2 separate regions of the Homo sapiens genome follow, and region 2 is linked to region 1. Evidence: read pairs that join two places in POLR2A ChIA-PET (ENCODE). Cell type or tissue: Caco-2. All regions are shown on one strand. Links, peaks and the distances in the headings refer to the core of each region. The heading gives the core; the rest is flanking DNA. Region 1 overlaps TM9SF4 (transmembrane 9 superfamily member 4). Region 2 holds the start of LOC101929698 (a long non-coding RNA gene).

Evidence for each region. Peaks named below come from ENCODE experiments on the same cell type or tissue, not always from the same donor. Only the 100,000 strongest peaks of a DNase experiment are listed, where the experiment ranks them.
Region 2: POLR2A ChIA-PET joins it to region 1 with 6 read pairs; 2 of 35 experiments call an interaction of 5 or more read pairs at or near these places.

What each region holds. Positions count from the first base shown.
Region 1 is chr20:32,133,060-32,137,448 of GRCh38, reverse strand. TM9SF4 (transmembrane 9 superfamily member 4) reads right to left here. Exons shown (of 18, transcript NM_014742.4): 2 at 4,323-4,389; 3 at 1,276-1,375. Among named protein-coding and RNA genes, the nearest start is that of TM9SF4, 26 kb to the right of the region's middle. RefSeq lists an enhancer at 4,008-4,167. In Caco-2, for the core only: no CTCF peak of the experiment used is centred there; no DNase peak of the experiment used is centred there.
Region 2 is chr20:32,509,303-32,513,691 of GRCh38, reverse strand. NOL4L (nucleolar protein 4 like) reads left to right here. Exons shown (of 11, transcript NM_001256798.2): 4 at 2,236-2,345. LOC101929698 (a long non-coding RNA gene) reads right to left here and starts at 3,733. Exons shown (of 3, transcript NR_110619.1): 1 at 3,024-3,733; 2 at 2,304-2,477. RefSeq lists a silencer at 2,319-2,714. In Caco-2, for the core only: CTCF peaks have their summits at 3,297, 3,604 and 3,928; DNase peaks (open chromatin) are centred at 2,411, 2,761, 3,235 and 3,850; H3K4me3 peaks cover 465 bases.

The DNA.
Region 1 (4,389 bases), core at 66-4,065:
TCACGAAGATTTGGCAGGGGTTCAGAGAGGTTAAGGTCACCCAGGATCATACTAAGAGTGCCTAACTATAGAGCCTTGGGTTGCCAAAGGGTCCACAGCAGCTCCCAGGAGAAGGGAGGTACATTTGTGAGGGGCCTGATATCAGGACCCTGGGGCACCAAGTGGGTCAGGCTTCCCGGGGAGAGGCAAGGTGGCTGGAGGATAGCATGGTGTGGTGAGGAAAGGAGGGCAATGGCAGGCAGGCACTGGTCCACAGATGGTAAGTGGCAGGGCCACAAGCTGCACCACTGCAGACAGTTGGTAGAGGCCAGCCCAGGCTCTGAGGCCAATCTCTGTTCAACGCTACAAGGCAAGACTTCGGCACAGTTGGTATTAGGGGGAGATGGTCCTACCCAATTTTGGTTAAACTGGCTCCAAGGCCTGCCTCCAACTGGTCCAGGACCCCCAATACCTGGCAGTAGATAAATTTGTCAGCTAGAGGTTCCAGAAACATCTGAGCCATGCGTAGCCCTGACGGAGAAGGCAGCCCTTTCAGGGGCTTGCTCAAGAACCAGTTCTCTCCTTTCTCCTTCCTAAGGTGTAAGAAAAGAAAGTCTCTTAAGTTCCCTGAGGTCAGGGAGACACCTTTCCATGCTTTTATCTCCAGGACCTAACACAGTCACAGAGGAGGCACTAATAACTGTGTACGACTAGACACCTCTACACCTGAAATTCTGTCAAATGGAGAATTATTTAAATTAGAATAAAATGGCTACTAGTTATGGAATACTTGTGTCAGACACTGCACTGGGTGCCTCACACATTATTTGACATGAGTCCTGCAGAGCTCAGCAAGAACTGTGGTGGCATCTCTGCTTGCATTCAGGGCAGAGGCACTCGCTCTCTCTTTCCATTTAAAGCAGAGGAGGTGATGAAGCCGCAAGAGAGGAGCTATCTAGAAATCAAGAAGAGGCGGTGTAAATAGAAGCCAAGTGCTCCAAGTCTGAAGACTGACTGTGGATCCAAAACAAAGATCACTCTGGCTGTTTTGTGAAGAAAACAGAGGATGCCTTTGCCCACAGTATAAACAAAGACAAGTCACTTAACCTGCAAAATGGGAATAAACACAGCAACTGTCTCCCCGGGGCTGTTATGAGGTTTAAATAAGCTAACAGGTATGCAAACAATGTAGACCAGTGTCTAGAATATAGCAAAGTTAACTGTTGTTATCATTATAAAAATCATGCTGGGTTCCCCCTGGGGACAAGTTGACAGCAGTGTGGGAGAAGAACTTACCCAGATTCTCTGCCTTGTAGGTTATCTTGCTGGGCTGGCAGAAGGGCAGTGAATAGTATTCATAAGGTAGCTGGGTTCGAGAGCTGGTGAGCTTCACAGCCTGATGGGAATCCAGCAGAAACCAAGATGACCAATAATCCTCCCTGGTACCCACACATCTTTAGTACACTTGGTAATATTAACTAATAGGCAAACGAATTAGCAGAAATGACAGCAGTACACTATATAATGTACTGCCCACAATTCTGAATTATTTCACATTTCATTCATTTTAGACTACACTACAGATATAGTTGAGAATCACAACCAAATTCAATACATTGTGAGAGTCTTGAACATGCTACTATCCCTTGACACAGCAATTTCACTTTTGGGCATCTTTCCTAAGGAAATAACTCCAAATAAGGAAAAAAAGCATTTTAGGAGCAACGAAGTTCACTCCTTATTCATAACCATAGTGATCTTCTTCCTTCAGCTCCTCGAGTCAGTCAAGCTCTCTCCTGCCTCAGGCTTTGACCTACTGCTCCTTTCTGCCCTATTGTGTGCTCGCCTGGCTTCTCCTCATATTCAGGTCTCAGCTCTCCCCTTGCCTGTGTCCTTACCTCACCAGGGTATCTAAAGGAACTCCCCGGTATCCACTGGACTGTCAGTCTTCAACTGTTTACTTCATAGCATATCTGATAAAATGTTAATTAGTTTCCCTGTTTTTTAAAAAATCAGTTTCTCCCATTAGCATCTAAGATTTAAGCTCTATAAGGACAAGGACCACGTGTGCCTTGGTCACCTCTGTAACTCCAGTGCTTTAGAGCTAGGCACAAAGTAGGTACTCATTAAATGTTTGCTGAATGAGAGAAGAGAGGAAAAATGAAAAATAACTTCAACTCAAAGCTCCTGCAATGGGAAATTTATCAATAAACTATGATATATTCTTTCAATTAAATATGGTAAAGCCATAAAAAAATAAGGTTTAAGACAATGAAGAAGAATGTTTAGGAAATGCTACAAGCACACAGAATATAGCTCTGGAAACCACAGACAAAATAGAACCCATCGAAATGTTACAAAAAATAAAATTTTAATCCAAATGTAAGTAAAACTACCTTTACTATTTAGGAACTATTGACCATTCCTCATACACCACCTAAAAGTAAAAAAGATTTTTGGAATACAGGTCTACAATCTTTTTTCAACTCTTTTTTGGGATTAGAAATTTTCTGGATTCCCTGTAATCCCAGCATTTTGGGAGGGTGAGGCGGGCAGATCACTTGAGGTCAGGAGTTTGAGACCAGCCTGGCCAACATGGTGAAACCCCGTCTCTACTAAAAATGCAAAAATCGGCTGGGCATGGTGGTGTGCACCTATAATCCCAGCTACTCAGGAGGCTGAGGCAGGAGAATTGCTTGAACCTGGGAGGCAGAGGTTGCAGTAAGCAGAGATCATGCCACTGCACTCCAGCCTGGGTGACAGAGCAAGATTCCATCTCACAAAAAAAAAAAAGAAAAGAAAAAGAAAATTTCCAGATTTTAGAAGGCAATGTGGTATACAAACCATAGCCAAGCTGGGTCTGGACAGTACCTCATATTCGATAACTATTTGTGCAGAGAAATGCAAAGATATTCATATTAAGTGGAATAGAAAAAGTCAATAAACAGCTTCATGTTCAGTTCTGGTCAGTTCTTGCCTTCAGTGAGCTTGGAAAAACTGAGTTCCAGAGCTTTCCGGGTGTGAAACTGCAGGGATTAAGGACCTCTATTAAACATTTCATGAATTGCTTGAGGAAAAATGGCCAAAAAGTCTGTTTTAACAATTTTGTGTTTCTTAGCATTCTCACTCAGGACAATGAGAAAAGAATGCACGTTACAGAGAGATGCGTCCCACCTTTACGTTGCCTCCCACTCCCTCTCTTCCCACCCAAGGCGTCCACCCTCACATACTTAGCTATGTGGGACTGGAAGCCAGAGCAGCTCTGGTACCTCCAGGCCACTCCTCTGCTCTGGAGGGAGCTTTTGACAGAGGTAGTGGGAAGAAGGTACTGCAGTGGTTAAGAGATGGGGTCTTGGGCTGGGTGTGGTGGCTCATGCCCGATAATCCCAGCACTCTGGGAGGCTGAAGCATGAGAACTGTTTGAGCCCAAGAGTTCAAGACCAGCCTGTGCAACATAGTGAGACCTCATCTCTACTTAAAAAAAAAAAAAAAAAAATTAGCCAGGCATGGTGGTGCACACCTGTAGTCCCAGCTACTTGGGAGGCTGAGGCAGAAGGATCACTTTAGCCTGGGAGGTCAAAGCTGCAGTGAGCTATGCTCACGCCACTGCACTCCAGCTTAGGCAACAGAGAAAGACCACGTCTCCTCTAAATAGAGATGGGGTTTGAACTAACCCTATGTCTTCCTCACTATGTGACCTTGAACATGTTAATTTTCCTTCCCAGGCCTCGGTTTCCCCATCTGTAAAATGAATAGGAAATCTGTGTAACATATGGAATTGGCCCCAGTGGGTTCTTGGGGGGCAACCTGAGCTAAGCCATGCACAATGCCTGGCATGTAAATAACCCTCAGTAAAAGTTATTTTAATGACTGTTCCTGCAAGTTACAAGTCTGACTGCCAAGGAAAAGAGACGTTCACAATGTATGAACAATATGAGCAGACACTAGGAGTTATGCTGACAAAGCTGGTAACAGAGAAGATGGAGCAGGTGAGAAAGGGAGGCAGAGATGCTAAAGAAGAGGCAGGTGGAGTAAGACAAAGGCACAAAAAGAGATGGACACATACATGACAGAGACAGAATACTTGAAAGCAAAAGTGAGAGTGAGAAAGAGACCGAGATGCAAATATACACAAGCATACACAGGGACAGAGACACAGAAAGAACCAGAAACAGAGAGGGGACCGAGAACCAGAGGCACAGGGAGAGGGAGAGGCAGAGTTCCGGGGTAACTGGCACTATTCTTTCTTCTCTGCAACCACAGGATGGACACGAACAGCTCACCATGGTGCTCCAGACACACTGCCTAGCACAGAGGCTCCAAAAATCCAGGAACACACTTACCTTGATTTCTACGGGATCGTTCTGGTGGAAGTTGATAGGCGCGACCCCAGGCACATAGAAGGCGCTT
Region 2 (4,389 bases), core at 302-4,301, 380 kb before region 1:
AGGGACTCACTATGTTTCCCAGGCTGGCCTTGAACTCCTGGGGTCAAGCAGTCCTCCTGCCTCTGCCTCCCAAAGTGCTGGGATTACATGCGTGAGCCACCGTGCCCGGCTTAATCGTTCCATTTTAAAGATATTATATTCACACTGTTGAGCAATCATCACCACTATCTATTTCCAAAACTTTTTCATCACCCTAAACAGAAACTCTGTACCCATTAAGCAATAACGTCCCATTCCCTCAGCCACCAGTCCCCAGTAACCTCGAGTTACTTTCTGTCTCTTTGAATTTGCCTATTCTAAGTATTTCGTGTAAGTAGAATCATACAGTGGTTGTCGTTTTATGTCTGGCTTCTTGCCCTTGGTATCGCGTTTTCAAGGTTGCAGGGACCCTTTTGGGCTATGGCTCTTGAGGGGCAGGTATTATAAGTCACCCCCGGATATCCTCTGGTCCTCCTGGACCTCGGCCCTGTCACCCTGCAGCCTGTCTCTTGGGCCTCCTTGTGATGGTAGAGGGCACTTGGTCTGGAAGTTGCTCCCACTTTTCCTCACGCTATGGAAATCCCAGCCCATCAGTGGGACTATGTACCAGGGGCACCTTTTGATTAAAAGGCTGGGGCAAAATGAATCTGGCCTGAAGTCCTTGGAAGAAGGAGGAGGAGGCCAGGTAACAAGTAATTGAAACAATTCCTACAGCAGCTTGGTCAGAGATTTTAATGGTTATCAAATTATGTCCCTACCTTTTAATTTCTTGTAATCTGTTCCAAAAAGGCAAGAAATAAGATCAGAAATACGGAGCAATATTTATGCACAAAGATGTCCCCTGCAGTGTTGTTTATAATAGCCCCAATGGGAACAACCTAAATAGCCAATCGTTAGAGAATGACTTAAGCAAATTATGGTAAAATATTACATGGCCATAAAAATTCTACTTACAAAGCAAAATAAGATTCTTGATGTTGGGGAAAATACCTATGACAAAATGTTAAGGAAAAAAAAACTTTTTAAAAGCAGACTGGAATTCTCTGTATGCATTATGAGATCATGTGTAAAAAAGAAAAATCACAGGGAAAAAATAAACAGAAGCATATGCCAAGCTGCGTGGTGCAATTATGGTTTTTAAATTTTTTCTTTACATCTTTCTGTACTTTGCAAATTCTCTGCAAAAAGAACATGCATCACTTTGATCTTCAGGACAACAAAGGAATAAATGGGAGGAGAATGTTCCTCTGCATATGATGAAGGAGGAACCAGAATTTGGGGGCTACTGAAGGCCTGGCTCAGACCTGGGAGGCATAAGGCACCTGAGGATGTTTTTGGGGGATGCTATGGGGTGGCGGGATTGGGTGAGGTGAGAGTGGCATGTGTTCACCTGGAAGATAACTGACTTAGACAGTGGTTGGAAACACAGATGCCTTCAAGGGTCTGGCAAGTATCATAATTGATACTTGCAAATGAGCAAAGCTGTGCAATATGATAAGGAGTGGTGGGGACTGTGGCAAAATGGGAGCCACACACCCTGTCTAAAAGAAGTGGCTGCTGAAGTGGCAGTGGTTGCTTGCCTTCGGGAGTGGGGGCCCCATGTGGCCAGACCTTATGTTCTTCAAAGAAGCCAAAAATTCCTATAAACGTGTGTGTGTGTTGTGGGGGTGGGTTTGCTGGGTTTTTTTGTTTGTTTTTTAGAGATAGATTCTCACTCTGTTGCTGAGGCTGGAGTGCAGTGGTGCCATCACAGCTCACTGCAGACTGCAGCCTTGACCACCTGGCCTCAAGCGATCCTCCCACTTCAGCCTCCTATGTAGCTAGGACTACAGGCACACACCACCACGTCTGGCTAATTTATTTTATTATTTGTAAAGACGAGATCTCCCTGTGTTGCCCAGGCTGGTCTCGAACTCCTGGGGCCTGTGTCCCCTCCTGGGGCTCAAGGGATCCTCCTGCCTTGGCCTCCCAAAGTGCTGGAATTACAGGCATGAGCCAGCACGCCCGGCCTCATTGTTTTTTAACGTGTGAAATCTCTAAATAGAACACTGGCATTTAATAAAAAAAAAATATTTTTGACACCATGCAGTCCACATCTCTGGGCCAGATGTGGGTGAGCCACAGAGTCTGCGACCTCTGACCTGTCCCTTCTCCTCCAAGGTGGCTTCCTCTTCCACGGGCTCTGTTAAATGCTCCATGTGGGCAACAGGCCCGCAGCACAGACTGAAAGGGCTTTCCTTTTGTTCTTTCTGCCAGAAAACGAGCCTCCATCTCCACTGGTCTCTGGGATTATTGATTACAACATGCCCCTCACCTCCACCTACCTGAAGCAGATGAAGCTTCGAGTGATGAATTCCCAGGAGCAGGTAAGGCGGCCGTCTCCCCTCACCCCACCTGGAGGCGTCCTGACTTGCCTGGCGGTGGTTGATTCTTTCCAAGACTTGGGGCCACAGCTTGTGTAAACACACGGGAAATCAAAGAGGCCCTTATCTGGTTATCTGGGTTGTCCAGGCGGAGAGGCGGGAGGCAAGAATGTGTTTCTCGTGAGAGGGTCTCCTGTGCAGACAGCCCTGCAGGTCTTCAGGGAGAAAACTTTCCCCTTGGGTGGGCTCGTGGGAGGAGGGGGAGGAGGGGACGTGGAAGGGAGGGAGCCGCAGCCCTGGCCCCTGGAGTTGTTCTTTCTCTGCTCTGCCCTTTATCGCTGGCCTCTTGCCACCTTCCCCCAGGGAGGCAAGAGAGAGTAGCCGCCTGCCTGTGGCCTCTGTCACTCTTGGGGCCCAGAGGACTAGGGGATAGTCCTTGGAGGGTGGACCTGGGGCCTCCTGGCCGTCCAAGCCTCCCCAGCTGGGGTTTGCCAAGGGCCGTGAGACACCATGGAAACAGGCTATGAAAAGAAACTCCCTCTCGCCTGCCTTCCCACACAGTCCACCTCCTAACCCTTTGCAAAGCACGTAGCCTGACTGTCTTTCAAAGAAGGACTAGGTGAGTTCCCCTCCACCTCCACCCCCCAACCACTGCCTAAAACCAGGGTAATCACTTCTTGCCTTCAGCTTGGAGTGTTCTCATCTCTTATGGCATCCAAACCCATCATGTCCTTGTGGCCCTAGCAGGGGATTGGATTCTTTCTCTCCCATTGAAAGATGGGTCAGAACTCGAGTCTGTCTTCCAGCCCTGGATGCAGCTGTCCTGCGCTGCCGGTCTCCAGCCCTGGGTGCGGCCGTCCTGTGCACTGGTCTCCTTGACAACCCCAGCATGCGTGCTCCGAGGGGGTGGTGGCTCCTTGGCCAGATCCATGGTGATGTAGCAGGACACGTGCAGGTGGCATCTTGGCCCGTGTTACCCAGTTTGAGGACTTCAGCTGGGTGGCTTGAACCTGCAGAGCTGCGTATTCCTTTCAAGAGGCAGGGCGGCCAGCCCTCCTGTCCCCACACTGTGCCCAGACCCTAGAGGCTGTGTGACGTAGGCTTTGCTCTGAGCGGTAGAACTGTTTGCTAGAACTGTGTCTCCCACGTCTTCTCATCTGAGCGTGCCTGTTCTGGGATGGTTGCATCTCCAAAAACTTCACATCATCACAAATAATTCCAGTGGGGAAAATGGGCTTGGGTTGGGTTTCCAACGCACAAAGGCAAAGTAGTTTGAGCTGCAGGAGTGTCGGTAATGAGGGTGTTGCTTTTGTTGTTGGTTATAGAATCCCAGCACCACTGTGCAGCCTCTGCATTAGGTCTCCTCTCACTGCCACTGAAGAGCAATCTGTGGCCTTTCTTTCCTGTAGCCATCCTCACTGTCTCCGGCACCTGGCTTCGTAAACACTGTTATCACCGTGCTCATCTGTGCCCATGAAGAATGAAGCACAAAACCGCACAAACAGCCGGAAGCACAGCCCCCTGGTTTTGTTTCATACAGAATGGCACTAAATCCAGGTCACCACTAGAACCAGTAGTGGTCAGTGTCGTGCAAGTTGCGATCTCTCACTAACAAATCAGATATTTGATCTGGTTAAAAATCCTAACTGTATCTTCACTTGCGTCAATGGAAGGAGGGGAGTTAAGACTATGGGTTAGGTGCTTTAACGAGGATTCAGTCATTCCACAAATATTTATGGAGCTCTGTTCTGTGAGCCAGGCTCTGAGGATTTACAGAAACAGCAGTACCCCTAGATTTTCTTTCTTTTCTTTTTTTTTTTTTTTTTTTTTTTGAGGCAGAGTCTCACTCTGCCACCCAGGCTGGAGTGCAGTGGCCCAATCTCGGCTCACTGTAGCTTCTGCCTCCTGGGTTCAAGTGATTCTCCTGCCTCAGCCTCCCGAGTAGCTGGGGTTACAGGCACCTGCCACCACACCTGCTAATTTTTTGTATTTTTTGTAGAGACAGGGTTTCCTCATGTTGGCCAGGCTGGTCTCGAACTCCTGGGCT